Linked DNA regions of Mus musculus: regions 1 and 2 are each linked to region 3. Evidence: chromatin loops called from intact Hi-C (ENCODE). Cell type or tissue: heart. All regions are shown on one strand.

Evidence for each region. Peaks named below come from ENCODE experiments on the same cell type or tissue, not always from the same donor. Only the 100,000 strongest peaks of a DNase experiment are listed, where the experiment ranks them.
Region 1: a loop joins it to region 3, with 4 times the contacts of the local background. A loop is called at or near these places in 4 of 42 quality-filtered maps.
Region 2: a loop joins it to region 3, with 10 times the contacts of the local background. A loop is called at or near these places in 4 of 42 quality-filtered maps.

What each region holds. Positions count from the first base shown.
Region 1 is chr8:8,657,658-8,660,157 of GRCm38, reverse strand. The region is part of intron 1 of Efnb2 (ephrin B2); the gene reads left to right. Among named protein-coding and RNA genes, the nearest start is that of Efnb2, 2.3 kb to the left of the region's middle. In heart, a CTCF peak has its summit at 1,114; DNase peaks (open chromatin) are centred at 417 and 1,147; H3K4me3 peaks cover 2,500 bases; H3K27ac peaks cover 2,409 bases.
Region 2 is chr8:8,663,157-8,665,656 of GRCm38, reverse strand. No RefSeq gene overlaps it. Among named protein-coding and RNA genes, the nearest start is that of Efnb2, 3.2 kb to the right of the region's middle. In heart, no CTCF peak of the experiment used is centred here; no DNase peak of the experiment used is centred here.
Region 3 is chr8:8,736,125-8,738,624 of GRCm38, reverse strand. The region is part of intron 2 of Gm39127 (a long non-coding RNA gene); the gene reads right to left. Among named protein-coding and RNA genes, the nearest start is that of Gm39127, 14 kb to the right of the region's middle. In heart, no CTCF peak of the experiment used is centred here; a DNase peak (open chromatin) is centred at 1,114.

The sequences.
Region 1 (2,500 bases), 78 kb after region 3:
CGGGGCTACAGACACACATTGGCGGGCTCCGAGAGATGCTGCGCTTGCGAGGAGCGCGGGAGCCACGGGCCGGGGCCCAGCGAGAAGGCGACAAGAACTGAGAGTCTGGGGTGGTGGAGCGTCCCTTAGAGGAAGGGAGCTGGGCCCGGGGCGTCCCTGAGCCGGGATACCTCGGCGCCTTCTTGCTAGCCCGAATGTGCGCGGGGAGCTCGATGGCTCAGCCAGAGAGCTCAGGCGGCGAGCTCTCTGCATGTCGGCCTCTCCCTTCGCGTCGGAACTGGTGGTCTAGGTCCAGTGCGGCGCGGTCCACTTAGGTGGCTTAATTTTAACGACGCCTTCAGGGCCCTACCCAGTCAACGCTGCAGCCTTTGCACTTGGGGAATCGGGAGTCAGACTTGCTTTTAGCAAAGCGCACAGTCGGGAGAAAACCAGGCCTGAGACTAACTTTCAGGTCTGGTCTCCCTGAGTGCGCTCCTTGTTTCGAAAATGCTAGCCATCCCTTGGAATACGCAGCCATGGCCCCAGTAACCGTGCCTGGGTGCTGCTTCTTACCTCATTTCCCAACCACCGCCAGAAAGTGCTGTGCGGAATTCTGGACTCAGCCCTAGGAGAGCGTGGAGACGCGGCTGGCTCCTGGTTGGAGTCAGACCTTTCAGATTAGAAGCAAAATCAATGGCCTAATTGGAGTTGAGCGTGCGGTGCACGGCTTCAGAGTAGAGGTGAACGAATTGTTTTTGAAATTACCACATAAGCAAAGAATTGTACCTACTCTCTTGAAAGTGGTAAATTTCAAATTCAGCAACATAATTGACCAAACACGTTTCCCTTCGAAAGGGCAAAAAAATCTATAGTTGTAAATGACTCAAAACATTTTTTTTTTTTTTGCCTGCTGCCAGGAGGCCCTTGTTTTAAACTTACTGCGGCCCCCCTCTAACGTAGTCTTGATCTGTTAAAGAATTTTTTCGTTTTGTTTTGTTTTTTAAAGCAAGGTGTTGCATTTGCTCTCCTGGCGTGGTATCTTTGCATCCACACGGGATCTACAGGCACCTGGTGGTGCCCGAAGGCGCCTGGCTGGGATCTGAGCGCTGCAGCCTTTGCCATTCGGACTGGGGCCCTGGTGGTAGCTGCTGCTGACGCTCGCGGTGCCTACAGAGGTCACCCTTCCCTGCCGAATGCTAGCTATGAGCGCGCCCATCCCCCCATCCCTTCCCTGGGCTGCCTCCCTCTCTCCACTTTGCACTTTCACTCACAGCCTCTTTTGGGGAGGCCGAGTCTCCCCCCCCCCCCCCACTGCCTAGATTTAATATTTATATTTAAGTCTAATTTAAAGAAATTCCCATTAAACCCCTTCTGAGTAACATAACCATCTTTTCTGTTCATAGTGACCACTATACTTGGGTGTGCAGACGGAAGGATTAGAAATACTGATTTGTTTAAACAGCACTGCCACCAAGTGCACGTAGCACTTGGAGAATCATGTCTTTGATTTGAAACCTGTTATGTTAGGGAGGGATTTGATCTTCAACAGGATAGTTTTCCGAGCTGTGGCCACAGATGTATAGAGAGCTGCTAGGGCCCTGGGTTTTGGAGGAGCAGGCCTCCCTGTACCGTGCAGTTGTGTGATTACTCCCTGGCCTCCACAATAAAATGTCTTAGAATTTTCTTGAGGATGGCTGGAAGTCTTTGGAAAGCCTGTGGCTGAATGCTGTCTGTGAGATCAGAAAGACTTCTTCCTCGGAAGAGTAACACAAAAGAGCCTTTTAGTTTTTAGTGCCTGGCATCGCCTCCCTTGTTCACTTTTTCAGAGAAAAGTTTCTGTAGGTAAAATGTGGCAGGTAGGTAGCCAGACGCTTGGAAGCTTTACCTTACTTTGCATGAACAAGTCACTTGTCATGAAACAGGCATTGGTAATTAGATTTGTTTCATTCTGGGGTCAGCCTTTTTAGCAGGTGGTCGACACAGGGAGCATGCAGCAGCTGCTTGCTTGTAGAGCCCAGAGAATCCTTTGTAAACTGGAGTCTCCATAACTACTTTAATCACATTGCCTGCCATCCCATCCTGGAGAGTTTATGTAATAATCAGAAGTTCTGTGTACTCAAAGATTATGTGGCTGCCCTGTCAGATTAGTCACATTGTATCTGAAGATGTGGGCGCTGTTTAGGTCACTTTTCAACTATTTTTAAGTTCTGGAAAGAGTTGCAAAGCCTGGCAACCATTTCTAATTAACATTTCAGTAGAACCCCCTCCCCACTGTAGTGTCTTAGCCGGAATAAAGCGGTGCCTGCTTGTTGTGGTTTTGATGGGTAGTAGTTTCACTTGGGCTTAGCAACTCTACACTGGCAGAGGATTCTAAAAGAAATTACACCCTTGAATATTTCCTTCCAGTATTAATTTATGTCTGGTTTTTTTTTTTAATTCTATAAGTCACACATACATACTAGTTAATTTACAGAGCACTGTGCTTTTCCCATGCAATGTTTTTCCACACATAATACTGAAT
Region 2 (2,500 bases), 73 kb after region 3:
ACATTCAAGGTTTGGACATGTTATTTAAAAGTTGCTTTTGCTCTGCTAGTGTTCTAAGCACTACTTGAAGAGTAGCCTGGGCTCCAAATACTTGAGATCAGCCTTTTCGTGCCTTTACTCTGTCACTCAGTTTCTTCTGCCACATGTGAAAAGAAATCACAGTTGCTAGGTGATGGAGTGTCTGGTGTTGGAGACTCGGAGATATACTGGATTGTTCCTGGGCTTAGTAACTGATTACTGTCGAGTGCCAGACTACAGGAAAGAAGATGTCATTGTCAATAATATGCACCCACCTTTTACTTCTAATGTAGTAGCTTGTTTCTTCATTTGTTCCATTGCTTTTGTATGCATATTATAAAAGCTAATCTTTCCCACTCTTAGCAGTTCAGATGTTCCCTAACTTACTAAATATAAATATGCCTTTAATTCAGTTTTGTTAATTCTTGAGTTACTTGAAATTCTTGATGCGTTATAGAATCATTGACTGTTTATTTTTATTATAGTATTTAAATTTTGTAGTTATTGCCATTAATATTGTGGAGTTTGCAGAAATCTCAACTGTATAAACTAAGCCTTTAAATTAGCTTGGTGTGAGGACTCTTTCATGCTTCAAATAGGGGAAGGGAACCCTACACGAGGACTTTAGTTTCACTTAGGATGTAGTAAATGAGCTTGTTGCTGTTCTTAATTATGACCTGGTCAGTTAATTGTACTGGCATATGTCTCTAGCTTGTGTGTGCGTGCGTGCGTCTGCTTGTGTGCCCACCTGCCTCTGTGTGTGTGTGTGTGTGTGTGTGTGTGTGTGTGTGTGTGTGTGTGTGTATGGCCATTTTTCTTCAATATACTATAAATGTACTGTAAGTCAGTGGCTTTATATTTCTCATAAGTTTAAGAAGGATAAACACAGAGTCTAGTACCATTTCACTTAATGTCTGAGTCATGCTTTATTTAGGATCCTCAGTTTGTTATTGAACATCCCATTCTGCTAGTAACTCAAGCTTCTGGTATTACAGTTGTCTTCAGTTCAGTTGCTTTTCACCTAGAGCTTTCACTATACTTTGCATTATTGCCCTGAGAGATGCCGAAGATGGGGCTAAAATCACCTGCTCCAAAAGTATTGTAAATACTTGCTATTAGGTTTAAAGGTGAGGTATGCAGATGGGTGTTCCCCAGCAGTAAGCCTTTTTTACCTTGCCATCTGTGAAGTGTATGTTGATGGTTTTAGAATTGAGTTGTCCTGGTGAAGGATGCTGTCACCATAATGTAGGTTTGCACTGGCGAATGCATGGCACCATACATACATTTGTAGCCAGTTGCCATCTGTTTGGCACAGTTGGGTCACTCTCCTTGTATGGCGTATAGTGAAATTACTGGAGAAAGTGGTTTTTGAAATAGCCCCAGAGCAGGCCAGAGTCCAGAGGATTCCAGTGTCAGAGCCCCTCAGCCCTATCTGTTAAAGCAACTCCCAGTGCTTGTTTTGTTTTGCTTTGTATTAGAGTGCTCTGCAAAATAATGTGGAGGTGCCACTTTGACACTCCAGACATTGTTGGATTGACCAGCACTATTTGAAAAGAACATGGCTCCTTCTCCAATCCTCAGACGACTGATTGGAGGATGTGGAAATGATTGTATTTTTCACACTTAAACTTTGAAACCAGTAAATTAAAGAGCAGTGCATGTTGATGACCCAGCCATTTCATACAATCATATCTTGTTCAATATCTCAGTACCTGCAGGATTAGAATAAAAGATGTTTCTTTACATGTGGGTGGTCCTTGGTTCTCTTAGGGTAAATGACTGTTCACTTGGGATTAATTGCCTGATAAGGACTTAAACTTGGGACTGGTTGGCTCTAAGTTCTCTTGGGCCTTTTATAGCATGGAGCTCTCCCTTTAACCTAGGTATTGCCCTCAGTGGTTCCATTTGTAGCTTACAAGCAATGGCATTTGACTTTGCATGTTCCTATCCAAGTACGTAATCAGTTCCTAGAGCAGAGACTTTGTTTAGAGGAAGGCCAGTTACCTACTTGGATTTGCCCACCACAATACCTCACACAGGTTGTTGGGTGGGCCTCTAGACCTCTCAGTTCACATTAGGAAAAAGGCTTCATTTTCTACTACCTATGCTGGTGACAGTAAACAAATATAGTACCATTACTGCATTTGAAGCATACTGTTTTTCCATTAATACATAAAGGAAAAGGTTGAACGAGAGCCAGTTGACTGCAACCCGTTCCTAAAGAATGTGATCGCGCTTTCCCTGCAAATGAACGATTTGGAGCTGTTAGTGTGGTCAAGTTGCAGAACAGTCTGAGGACCAAACTGGTTAGCATTGGCTTAGAAGCCTGGTGTGTCGTACATTTTTGCTGGCTAATAGATTGTTCTTTGTGAAATTTCAGCTTTGCTGCCACTCTGTAAGAAATCATTTATATTTTGTAATACATTGTACTTTTAAAATTCCCAAGTCTATTGACTGAGAAGCATCCTTAGCTTTAGGAACC
Region 3 (2,500 bases):
GGAAACCTGAAGAGCACTTTGACATCAGACATGGAGGTGCAGAGTTTAGAGTTTGCCCGGCTGGTTTTCAGTCTTGCCTTGGTCTAGTATTTCCTCGTATCTTTCTTTCCCTCCCTTTTGGAATTGGCATGTATATCCTGCGCCATTGTATGTTACAAGTATGTGATCTGCTTTTTCATTTTGATTTTACAGATGGTTATAGTTAAGAGACTGCCATGAATCTCAGAAAAGACTTTGAACTTTGGACTTTTGAACAATGTTGAGACTATTATAGACTATGGGGACTTTTGAAGTTGGACTAAATGCATTTCTGCATTATGATATTTCTACAAGCCTTTGAGAGCCAGGGAGTGGAATGTGATTATTTGAATAGGAATGGTCCCCCATAGGCTCAGTGATTTGGATCCTTGGTTATCAGAGAATGGCACAACTGGGAGGTGTGGCTTTGTCCGAGAAAGTGTGTCACTGGTTTCGAGGTTTCACAAATAGTCAAGCCAGCCCCAGTGTGATTCTCTCTTCCTGCTGCCTTCAGGTCCAGATGTAGAACTCTCTGCTCCCTTTTCAATGCCTCATCTGCCTGCACGCCACCATGCTTCCCATCATGATAATGGACTAAACCTCTGAACTTGTAAGTCAGCCCCAATTTGTGCTTTCTTTTTAAGAGAACCAAGCTCCGTTCAGTGGTTAGGTCTAGGGGAGAAGCTCCCACATTCTGTAGCAGACAACACCTCTAAGAAAAGATAGGAGATGTGCGAGGTAAGACAAAGCTAACGAGAGAGAAAGAAGTGGAGAGCCCCAAGCTTCAACAGACAAGAATGGATGAGTATACAGAGCCAGACCATAGGTAAAGATGCAGAAGGTCCTGTGCTGCTGGCTTTCTGTACTTTGCTGGGCTGTGCTCTGACCATACCTTCCCAACTCCCCAGAACCCTGAATGGTCAGGTCAGGCCCACAATCACCATTTCACAGCAAAGGAGACCAAGGGTCAAAGAGACTTGCTTTGTCTCCCCAGCTTCACCCTCCTGCTCTGTCTTACTGCCTTCCTTCTGTGAGCCGAATTGTTGTGGAGTAGGAAAAGCGCTCTCATGAACCACAGGCACACAGCTAAGAACAATGGGTGGAAGCTGAGCTAAGCCAGATCTCAGCCCCACATCAAGAAGAACTCCAGTGCCAAGGCTGTGTCCAGACAGAAGGTACTGCCTTTGGAAACTGAGTTTCCCATGGCCAGAGACATTTGAGCACAGTTGGGCGGGGGGAGTGGGGGGGGAGCTGGAAAGGATAGTGGACTAACAAAAACCCAATGGATCAGATGCCTTTTTGGCTCCTCCCCACACACTCATCATCTTAAAATCATTTTCCAAACTCAGAGGAGAAAGGCTCGTCCTTACCCCCACAACATTTCCTTCCAGCAACCAAACAGGACACTACAGAAAAGAGCTGTCCCAAGAGTGAGCTTAGCCCTTCCCATGAGGGAAGCTGACTCCAGCATCTTGGTACAAGGATGTCTCAGCTAGGAAGTGTCCAGAGCCTCCATACTCCGCAGCATACAACTGGCAGCCTCTTCTGCCTGTACGACCATGCAGTAGGGGGTGGTAACCCAATACCTTACAAAAAACCAGCAGAATGAAATATAAACTACAAACCAGCACAGCTTCCCTGACACGACATTTTGCAGAGAAAGCCGGTGGCGCGAGTGTTTAAGCGCCTCACAACGTCTACATTGTACTGTGGAGTTATTTTTAATGAAGCTGTTATTATGCCACAAAAATGCAATAAAACATCTGAAACCTGAAGTTTCCTATTTTTATCGACTCCTGTAAAAACTTCCAAAAAAGTAAAAAAGATTTGTTTTCAAATGTATACGGGAATAATTGGATAGAGAGTTTCCAAGCCAACTTTCCACTTGCAGTGAAATCTAGAGAGTATTGTTTCATAAGCCACCAAAAATATGAAGGACAGATGAAATATTATGGAATATTAAACTAATCAAATATAACATACCTTAGAAGGAGCCACTGGTTCACTATCCCCTGGTGTAGGTCAGCACAGAGGTCTCTTTTATACAATAATATAGTGTTCACAAATAATCAGGTTTTACCTGAGTAGTGAAGTACTTCTGGATAGAAAAGCTGTCTATGTGAAATTCTGAACATGAACCCAGAGTGTGAAGGGCTGGTTCTCTACTGACCAGTCCAGAAGCATCGCATTGTTCTGAGCGGTTCACAGAGACAATCGACTGGCGCCTTGACTTCTCTCTCCCCAGGACAAATCTCAGCTGACCCTTGCTGTAAGCTCGGGAAACTATCATGCAAAAATGCACAACCGTGAGGGTTGAGCAAATGAACGCCGGTGCACAGAGTTTGTATGCAGTGGCATTTGCCACAGAAACTTCTGCAAGCCGACCAGATCTTACCATGTCCTTAAAGGTGCAGCTGCACAGTAAGGCCTCTCCCGGGTTACGATTTCAGATTCAATTTTCAACTCTCACGTTTCTTCAAAA